Regions from separate parts of the Homo sapiens genome. Here region 2 is linked to region 1. Evidence: read pairs that join two places in POLR2A ChIA-PET (ENCODE). Cell type or tissue: endothelial cell of umbilical vein. All regions are shown on one strand. Links, peaks and the distances in the headings refer to the core of each region. The heading gives the core; the rest is flanking DNA.

The links. Peaks named below come from ENCODE experiments on the same cell type or tissue, not always from the same donor. Only the 100,000 strongest peaks of a DNase experiment are listed, where the experiment ranks them.
Region 2: POLR2A ChIA-PET joins it to region 1 with 5 read pairs; 2 of 35 experiments call an interaction of 5 or more read pairs at or near these places.

Annotation. Positions count from the first base shown.
Region 1 is chr7:105,492,056-105,497,439 of GRCh38, forward strand. It overlaps PUS7 (pseudouridine synthase 7), which reads right to left. Exons shown (of 16, transcript NM_019042.5): 6 at 3,087-3,198. Among named protein-coding and RNA genes, the nearest start is that of PUS7, 28 kb to the right of the region's middle. In endothelial cell of umbilical vein, for the core only: no CTCF peak of the experiment used is centred there; DNase peaks (open chromatin) are centred at 2,146 and 4,606; H3K27ac peaks cover 3,147 bases.
Region 2 is chr7:105,070,759-105,076,142 of GRCh38, forward strand. It overlaps KMT2E (lysine methyltransferase 2E (inactive)), which reads left to right. Exons shown (of 27, transcript NM_182931.3): 7 at 2,861-2,919; 8 at 3,885-4,057; 9 at 5,285-5,323. Among named protein-coding and RNA genes, the nearest start is that of KMT2E, 59 kb to the left of the region's middle. In endothelial cell of umbilical vein, for the core only: no CTCF peak of the experiment used is centred there; no DNase peak of the experiment used is centred there.

The DNA.
Region 1 (5,384 bases), core at 184-5,183:
AAAAAAAAAAAAAAAATCTACTAAAACAACATAAATTCATATGCAAGCTAGAAAAGTAAATGATAGCCAGGTGTGGTGGCATGCACCTACAGTCCCAGTTACTGGGGAGGCCTGAGGCAGGAGGACTGTCTGCGCTCAGGAGTTGGAGGCTACAGTGCGCTATGATGGTGCCTGTGAACAGCCACTGCACACTACACTCCTGCCTGGGTGACGTAGTAAGACCTGCTCTCTTTAAAAAAAAACAAAAAAGGTAAATGATGGCCAAATAATTCTTCGCTTTTTTTTTTGAGACGGAGTCTCTCTCTGTCACCCAGGCTGGAGTGCAGCGGCACAATCTTGGCTCACTGCAACCTCTGCCTCCTGGGTTCAAGCAATTCTCCTGCTTCAGCCTCCCAAGTAGCTGGGATTACAGGCATGCACCACCACATCTGGCTGATTTTTTGTATTTTTTTTTTTTTTTTTTTTTTTGAGACAGAGTCTCGCTCTGTCGCCCAGGCTGGAGTGCAGTGGCGGGATCTCGGCTCACTGCAAGCTCCGCCTCCCGGGTTCACGCCATTCTCCTGCCTCAGCCTCCCAAGTAGCTGGGACTACAGGCGCCCGCCACTACGCCCGGCTAATTTTTTGTATTTTTAGTAGAGACGGGGTTTCACCGTTTTTTAGCCGGGATGGTCTCGATCTCCTGACCTCGTGATCCGCCCGCCTCGGCCTCCCAAAGTGCTGGGATTACAGGCGTGAGCCACCGCGCCCGGCCGATTTTTTGTATTTTTAATAGAGATGGGGTTTCGCCATGTTGGCCAGGCTGGTCTTGAATGCTCGACCTCAGGTGATCCACCCGCCTCGGCCTCCCAAAGTGCTAGGATTACAGGGGTGAGCCACTGCGCCCAGTCAATAATTCCTTTCTTAGCAGTGTAAACATTTGTGGCTATTAGTAAATAACTGATGTTGTTCAAAGACTTGGCTAGCCAGCAACAAAAAAGGCAACAATGCACTTCCTATCCATCATCTACAATTCATTACATTACATAAGACAGTGAAAGCAAAGAAAAATGCATTCTAGAGATATAATGTACCACTATGAAAATTTATCTTCAGTTTTTAAAAAGTTATTGTGTGAATTTTCCATGCTGCTATTGCTTTGTATTAAAAAATGAAAAAAGCCAAATGAAATGCTAAAACTGGGATCTGAATAGTTTTGATATGAAGATAATAAGTAACCTAGTTAACTAAGAAGTATTTTATAAACTTAACCGTTCCATATGAGAAGGAAAAAGCCAGGAAGGATTTCTTAAATCCTGAGCAATCCTCAACTCCCGATCTTGGAGGAACTCCCTCCCCACCCACCTATTCCTGTCAAGAATCGTCTGTTCTCTCTGGCTCAGGTACAGGCATAGTAGCACAGACTCTCTCCCAGGGAGTTAATAAATAGAGCAAAATAAATGTTACTTAATTGGGTACTGTGTATTATGGGCTGAACTGTGTCTCCCCCAAAATTAGTATGTTGAAGCTCTGACCCCCCAGGACCTCAGAATGTGACTGTATTTGGAGATAGGGCCTTCAAAGAGGTGATTCAGTTAAAATGAGGCCATTTAGGGTGGGCACTAATCCAATCTGACTGGTATCCTCCTAAGAAGAGGAAATGGGGACACACACAGATACCAGGGGTGTGCGTGCACAGGGAAAATGCCACATGAAGACACAGTGAGAAGGCAGCCATCTGCGAGCCAAGGAGAGAGGCTTCCGGAAAAAAAACAAACTTGCCGACACCTTGAGCTTGGGACTGTTAGCCTCTAGAAGCATATGAAAAGTAATTTCTGTTAAGCCACCTGATCTGTGGTATTTTGTTATGGAAGTCCTAGCAAATTAATACACTGTTTCCATATTTAAAATGAGTTAAATATATATTGGAAACCAAATTTCCACAGCATACAGACTTGCTGTGGTGTGTAGCCACTTCCATTTTTAAGAAAAGCTTTGGCACCTTGCCGATCCCCAGAGATCCAGTCTCTGCTATATTTACATTCCTGTTAGAAAATCAGACCGGTCTCAGGTTTAGTCAGTCTCCAGGAATTGAGAGCTCCCAGTCTGGCAAAACCAACCTCTGCAACCACGTCAAAGGATAAGTATAGGCTTTCAAAAGAGAAAGTTAATTTTTATTTTCAACCAGATTGTTAACTCTCAGCTGCATGCGAATCATTTACTTATGGAATTTTCATCTTGAATTATTGGCACTACGTATGTGGGGGTCAAAAAAATTAATTCATCCATTGCCTAAGAAAACTATCCTCACGGCCTGGCACAGTGGCTCACGCCTGGAAGAAACAATGCACTTCCTATCCATGATCAGTGATTTTTTTTTTTTTTTTTTTTTTTTTTGAGATGGAGTCTTGCTCTGTTGCCAGGCTGGAGTGCAGTGGCACAATCTCGGCTTACCGCAACCTCTGCTTCCCAGGTTCAAGCAATTCTCCTGCCTCAGCCTCCTGAGCAGCTAACACTACAGGCACATGCCACCATGCCCAGCTAATTTTTGTATTTTTAGTAGAGATTGGGTTTCACCATGTTGGCCAAGATGGTCTCGATCTCTTGACCTCGTGATCTGCCTTCCTCGGCCTCCCAAAGTGCTGGAATTACAGGTGTGAGCCACTGCGCCAGGCCGATCGGCAATTCTTAATCCCAGTACTTTGGGAGGCTGAAGTGTGAGGACTGCTTGAGCACAGGAGTTCGAGACCAGCCTGGGCAATATAGTGAGACTCTGTCTCTAAAACCTAATAAAATTAGCCTGGCATTGTGGCATACGCCTGTAATCCCAGCTACTCAGGAGGCTAAGGTAGGAGGAATGCCTGAGCCCAGGAAGTCAAGGCTGCAGTGAGCCTGATCATACCATCATTCACTCCAGCCTGAGTGACAGAGTGAGACTGTCTAAAAAAAAAAAAAAAAAAAGAAAGAAAGAAAGAAAGAAAACTATCATTGGGAGGAGCATTTACTATCTGTAATCTGTGCTCCTCCTGCTCCTTTTTCCATTAGCATGGAAAAAGGAATATACGTTTCTGTTGCTTTGATTTTGTATAGGCATAACAACAGTAACTCACCTTAAGTATTTGGAGAGTACATTAATAGCATCCATGGTGTCTTTGTTTTCCTTATATAGTACGAAGTGGCAGTAACTTCCCCTAGATTTTGGCCAAGAATGTTTTCTTGGATCTTGAAAGCAAAAGAATTAACATTATATATACCATAATAAAAGTTATAGATGTAAGAGCTCATTTTTCGCTATAGAACCTTTGAGTGGAAAATCAGTTCTAGTCTGATAAAGAAATACAGGTTAAGTGGTTATAGCTGTGTGGACTAGAGGTATTACATTTCCTGTAATTGGACACTTAACATTATCTATCCATATTAAAAATAAAAAGCTAAAATGTGGCTGGGCACGGTGGCTCACACCTGTAATCTCAGGACTTTGGGAGGCCAAGGCGGGCAAGATGGCTTGAGCTCAGGAGTTCAAGACTGGCCTGGGCAACATGGCAAGACCCGTCTCCACTAAAAATAGCCAGGCATGGTGGTACACGCCTGTGGTCCCAACTACTCAGATGGCTGAGGTGGGAGGATCACATGAACATGTAGGGTGGAGGTTGTAGTGAACCGAGATCATGCTACTGCACTCCAGCATGGGTGACAGAGCAAGACCCTGTCTCAAAAAATAAATAAAAGAAAAACATTTTTAATTAAAAAAAAGAACATAAAAAAATTAAGCCAGGTTAAATGTTAACTTCTGAGCAGCTAGTGTTACTTCAGTTGTTCAATCCTGTGTTAAACAATGTAAGATTTAGGCCGAGTGTAATCCCATGCACTGTAATCCCAGCACTTTGGGAGGCTGAGATGGGCGGATCACCTGAGGTCAGGAGTTTGAGACAAGCCTGGCCAACATGGTGAAACCCCGTCTCTACTAAAAATACAAAAATTAGCTGGGCATTGTGGCGAGTGCCTGTAATTCCAGCTACTTGGGAGGCTGAGGCAAGAGAATTGCTTGAACCCAGGAGGTGGAGGTTACCGAGCCAAGATCGTGCCATTGCATTCCAGCCTGGGCAACAAGAGCGAGACTCCGTCTCAAAAAAAAAAAAAAGTATGCATATCTACACACACACACATATATATATATATATATATATATATATATAGAGAGAGAGAGAGAGAGAGAGAGAGAGGGAGAGACACATACATATATATGCTTTAGATTTAAGCTGCTCAAAATGTTTTTTTTTAAGTACTTTGGGAAAAATATGTAAGCCTAAACTGCACTTTATAGACGCTGTACAATAACATTCATGAGTCCTGTGTGGCACAGAGCTGCAGTTGTTACTTAAACAACACATCTAGTTCATTTGATTACTGTAACTCCATGAAAGAAAAACTGAAAAAATGTTTCATACAACAATTCCTAGAAAGAGTCCTCTTCTTTTAAAAATAATCCTTTTTCATGAACTCATGAATCCCTTATCTTCAGAGGCTTAAGATACTGCTGGTACCGAAGCTGGTACTTGGATACCTGGCTTTGTCAAGGCAAAAGCACTGTTTGGTAAGTTAGTGATAAGTTACAATGAAAAGAACAAAAGACTCCATAAACCATTTCAGAAAACTGCCATAGCATGTATGCTTAGTGAATCACCCTTCCTTCTTGATAAATATGTGAGTTTTTTCTGTCTTGGACAGAAAAGTATTACAAGTATTTCTTTAGTCCTTGGTGTGAATTCCTCACAAGTTCTTCAGAAAACTGTTGAGCAGGAATATCATTTTCGGTTTTCCTTCCAGCTCACTATCAGTTAAGCAAAGTTGTCTATACTTAGCACTTGTGACAAAATCTTTGGCATTTCACTTTATCTACATGAAATGCCAAATGCTCTTACCTGCTGCAGTTCTGACCTCTGTCCAAATGCACAGCATAAAGAGCACAAAAGAGCAATGTTTAATTTATAATATTAAAGTGCTTTAGAGGTGAACATGCAAATGATCGCATGGTTAAGTTTACACTGAGGACTTCTACAGCACCCGGTAGTTATGCGGTGGGTTAACAGCCATTTAGACATTAACAATGGAATGTTTTAGAGGCAAACAGTGAACAAGTAGAAAACTCTTCTACAGGTGCAGCCTCCTTGTCTCAATCCCTTCACAATGGGCATGTTAGTTCACGCTCAAAGCTGCACTGTCTGTACCCATGAGATGAAGCAAAAGGTTTAAGGATAGTAAATGCTTCCCCAAAAAGAGATCTGTTTACTTAAATATGGGAGGACATGTACCAAAATGCTATTTGTGATTATCTTTTTTTTGATAGTGAGACAAGTAACTATTGCTTTGCTTTTTCTGCGTTTCATGAATTTCTTGCATTGAATTAT
Region 2 (5,384 bases), core at 131-5,130, 420 kb before region 1:
GTTATGATTGTGCCACTGCACTCCAGCCTGGGCAACAGAGGGAGACCCTGTCTCAAAAACAGAATTGTTTTTTGTATTTTATTTACCTTTATAATTATATACTTTATAATTATGTAAGAAGTATTCTATCATTCTAAACTCAAATATAAAGCAAGTTAGACTTGAAGTCAAATATATAAAGGAAAGTATTCTGTCACTCTAAAGTCAAATATGTAAAGCAAGGTAGACAAATATATAAAGCAAGTTAAGTCTAACTCATCCCTGCTTGCTTATTATATGTAGATATGTATCTATATATTTGTATTTCCTTCCTTATTTAGGTAAGCAGTAGCATATTATAGAGTCTTCACATTTCTTTTCTCTTAAAAATATATGCTGAAGATCACAGTAGTATGTAGACATTGACTGATAGAGCTTCAATGTACTGTATCTTTTTTTGTACTCTATTCAACTAGTTGCCTTTGTATGGACACTAGAGTTGTTTTGGTTCTTTTGTTATTATAGATAGAAGTGAGATTGTTCAGTATAGTGATAAATGTATATATAAAATTTTGTTAGATTGTCAAATTTCCTTCCAGCAGGAGCTGTGCTGTTTTTTTGTTGTTGTTTTTTGTTTTTGTTTTTTTTGAAATGGAGTGTTGCTGTGTCACCAGGCTGCAGTGCAGTGGTACGATCTCGGCTCACTGCAACCTCCGCCTCCTGGGTTCAAGCCATTGTCATGCCTCAGCCTGCCGAGTAGCTGGACCACAGGCATGAGCCACCACACCCTGCTAATTTGTGTGTGTATGTGTGTGTGTATGTATGTATGTATGTATGTGTGTGTGTATATATATATATATATATATATATATTTTTTTTTTTTTTTTTTTTTTTTTTTTAAGTAGAGAACAGGGTTTCACCATCTTGGCCAGGATGGTCTCAATCTCCTGACCTCGTGATCTGCCTGCCTCGGCCTCCCAGAGTGCTGAGATTACAGGCGTGGGCCACCACGCCCGGCCTGCAGTTTTGAATTCCAAACAGTAATGGATAAGCATGCCCACTTTCCCAAGCCTCACAACAGAGTGTTTGACAGACTTGCATTTTTGCCAGTTTAATTAGGTGAGAAATGGTAATCTCAGCATAGTTATGGTGTGCATTTCTCTTACTTTGAGTGAGGTGTCTCTATGTGGTTTTGTTTCCCTTTGATAGTAGTCTTTTGCCAGATAATTTTTGATGGGGTAAATATCTGATGATGAATTCAGTAAAAGTTGGTTAAAAAGTTACCATTAGGAGGCCGGGCGCGGTGGCTCACACCTGTAATCCCAGCACTTTGGGGGAGGCCCAGGCGGGTGGATCATGAGGTCAGAAGATTGAGACCATCCTGGCTAACATGGTGAAACCCTGTCTCTACTAAAAATACAAAAACAAGAGTTAGCCAGGTGTGGTGGCGGGCGCCTGTCGTCCCAGCTACTTGGGAGGCTTAGGCGGCAGAATGGCATGAACCTGGGAGTTGGAGCTTGCAGTGAGCCAAGGTCGCACCACGGAACTCCAGCTTGGCAGCCTGGGCAACAGAGCGAGACTCCGTCTCAAAAAACAAAACAAAAAACAAAAAAACTTACCATTAGGAGGGCAGTTAGTTGAGAGAGATATGTTTATTATTCTGTGATAGCTAGGATAATTATCTGTGATGCTAGAATAAATATATTTCCTGGTAGACATTAAGGCAAGTCTGTAGAAATTCTAATAATCTAGAGCTCTTATTTTCCCACCTGAGAATAATATGTTATCTGACCTCTAAACTATATACAGTGAAAAAGTTGGGGGGGAATGTAAAAGAATTACTATGGATGATGTAGTTCATGGGTAGAGGTAGGGAGTGGGTAATGAAGTATTTCACTTAACTGTTAAATGCTCATGCCTATAATCCCAGCACTTTGGGAGGCCGAGGTGGGCAGATCACCTTAGGCCAGGAGTTTGAGACCAGCCTGACCAACATGGAGAAACCCCGTCTCTACTATAAATACAAAATTAGCCAGGTGTGGTAGCACATGCCCGGAACCCCAGCTACTTGGGAGGCTGAGGCAGGGAATCGCTTGAACCCAGGAGGCAGAGGTTGCAGTGAGCCAAGATTGCGCCATTGCACTCCAGCCTGGGCAATAAGAGCGAAACTCCATCTCAAAAAAAAAGCAGTATTTATTTCAAAAGTGAAAATAATTAAAGGCAATGGTAATAATGGAATAGATTCAATTCAGTGTCATACATTTGCTTTAAGAAATTTAATTTATGATTTTAATTACATGTTAACATTATGGGTTTTTTTTTTTCAGACTTTTTGCTTTAAATATTCTGTTTGAAAAAAATACTGGTTTCCTAAGTAAATTATTTTCTTGGCCATTCACTGTGGCTCACATCTGTGATCCCAGCTCTTTGGGAGGCAGGGGTGGGAGGATCACTTGATCCAGGAGTTCAAGACCAGCCTGGGTAACCCATCTCTACAAAAAATTAAAAAATTAGCCCGGCATGATGGTGCAGGCCTGTAGTCTCAGCTACTCAGGAGGCTGAGGCAGGAGGATCCCTTGAACCTGGAAGGTTGAGGCTGCAGCAAACTGTGATTGCATCACTGCACTCCAGCCTGGGTGATAGGGTGAGACCCTGTCTGGGGAAAAAAAAAAAAAAAAAAAATCAGAGTGAAATGGAGTCATCTATCTGGCATCTACTGCTACTATTAGATTGTATGTAAACTGTATTGCAAGGGATTTTGTATATATTTTATACTGTTGGTTTTTCACTGAGAACATTAAATAAATTAAAAAGTTTATCACATTTAAGACAGATCTGCTTCATGTATTTGATAAATAATTATGCTAATTTTTTAATGTAGGAATTTGGATAAAGAGAGGGCAGTGCTACTACAACGCCGGAAAAGGGAAAATATGTCAGGTAGGTAAAAAGGACCTACACTAAATTAAAATTCGTGTGATTGAGAGAATAAACGGTTCTCTCAACTTTTAGTTAAATGTAAATATTTTTAGTTAAATGTAAATACCTTGTTGATGAATGTTGATTGTACAGAGAGTATGCAATCTCTGGTATAGATTTCAAGTATTTTTTTTTTCACGTATTATAGAATAAATATGTACTTTGGGAAATAAAATGGAAATGAGAGGAAAATAAATAATTTAAATCAGCCATAATTTTCCTACACATAGCTAACCTGTTGGTTTAAAAAAGTAAAATATGTTTGTTCTTCAGAAAGATATGATCCATTAGTTTATCATGTAGAATAGTACATCTTTTATTTATAGGAACAGAATTTTCTAACTTCTGTGTAACATATGCCACAATTTTTATTTTATCTTAATCATGTTGATACCAGTACTCCTGGTTTTAAATAATCATAATTTATTCAACTATTCCTCTTTGATGGAGATTTGGATTGTTTTCATTATTTCTGCTTTGTTTTATTTTTGTTATTAAAAACAGTATCCTCAGCAAGACCCTCTTGCATAAGTCTTTTTGTACTTTTGCTGTTTTATCTTTGGCTAGATCTCTAATAATGAGATGGCTGGGTCAGAAGGTATGTACATATATAATTTTGCTAGATATGGCTGAATTGTCCTTTGTAGGGAATTTCAAATTTCCACTCGTAGTGTATGAGAGTGCTGTTTCCCACAGGCACACCACCAGAGTGTGTTATCAGGCTTTTGGATCCTTTCTAGTTTAATGTGTGAGAAATCATATTTGTGCTTTGCATGTAAATGTGTAAGTGAGGTGAGTGAACAAGTTAAAAAATGTGCTTATTTAGAAAGATGGAGACGACAATACTTTGTCATATGGAATGCTGTTTTATTTCATTGTTTAAAATAGAAGTATTAAATGTGCAATAATTTTTATTTTGTCTGAAGATGGTGATACCAGTGCAACTGAGAGTGGTGATGAGGTTCCTGTGGAATTATATACTGCATTTCAGCATACTCCAACATCAATTACTTTAACTGCTTCAAGAGTTTCCAAAGTTAATGATAAAAGAAGGAAAAAAAGCGGGGAGAAAGAACAACACATTTCAAAATGTAAAAAGGTACGTTTTTGCTTGTTTTTAGGTGAGTGGATAGGATAGCGGATAGGGAACTGAATTTTATAGGAGAGGCAGGAGAGTGAGAATAATCGATGATAGCTAAAAAGGATCTAGCAGAAGTTTTTTATTTTTAAACAATTAAACTTACTTGAACATTTTAACGTGTTTTAAAGATTGAAGCAGATTAGAGAAGAAACTTTGCAAACTGCTTTGAAATCATTTAATGAGATTAGTCACTATAATGCAGAAGCAAAAATAAAATAGAAAGCCTTCATAGTTTTCTGTACTACCAGGATTGTATTCCTTTCACTTGTCTGTCTGACATAATCCACTTAGCTTTTCTTCCCCATGTTTTACATAACGGTTCTTTGCCTCCTTTTTTTTTTTTTTTTAAACCTTGCTCTCTTGTAACGTATTGTCTACACACAAATTTATTTATTTGGATCTATATTGCTAGCTGTAGGTTTGTATTTGTTAGTCACTCTAAATGGAGTTCACACTTTTTAGGGGGTTGAGGGGGATAGGAATTAAGTCTTAAATACATCCTTCAGATCTGGCAGATGAGTGGGCTCTCGATACATGTTTATTGAGTAAATACAGCTCTGTTTACCACAGTGCATATTACTTAAGGCCCATTATGGGCTCAAATATTACTTGCTAGTTGCTTAGAGAATTAAAGTAATATCATTATTTTACTCCCTCCCAAAACATGTCTTATCACTTCAACAAAATTATATGTCTAACACCCTCCCAATTTTTATCAGAAATATTTTTCCACTGTTGTAATATTGAACACAGAGAATATTTGGAAATTTTTGTCTTTGTATTATATTATATACAGATTTTTATATTCTATATAGTCTATATACTTTTTTTTTTTTAAAGACAGGATCTTGCTATGTTGCCCAGGCTGGAGTGCAGTGGGTATTCATAGACTGGCATGGTGCACTATGGCCTCCAACTCCTGGGCTCCAGTTGATCCTCCTGCCTCAGTCTCCTGAGTAGCTGGGACGACAGGTGCCCGCCACCACTCTCAACCACATTCTGTTTTTATTAGAAAAGTATTTTAATAGATGCCTTTATTAAACATTCTCCTAGTGTCAGCTTTCTTGGTTACCAAATTTTTTGTTATGACACTTCAGTTAAAAGTTTCAATGAACCAATTAATTCTTAAATATTAATTATGTCCAGTTTTTTAGGAAACTAACTAGAATTCCATGTTTATTTTAGGCATTTCGTGAAGGATCTAGGAAGTCATCAAGAGTTAAGGTAAATACATTAATTTTAAGGTGTTGTTATCAACTGTCATTTATTCAGGAGCTACATGCTT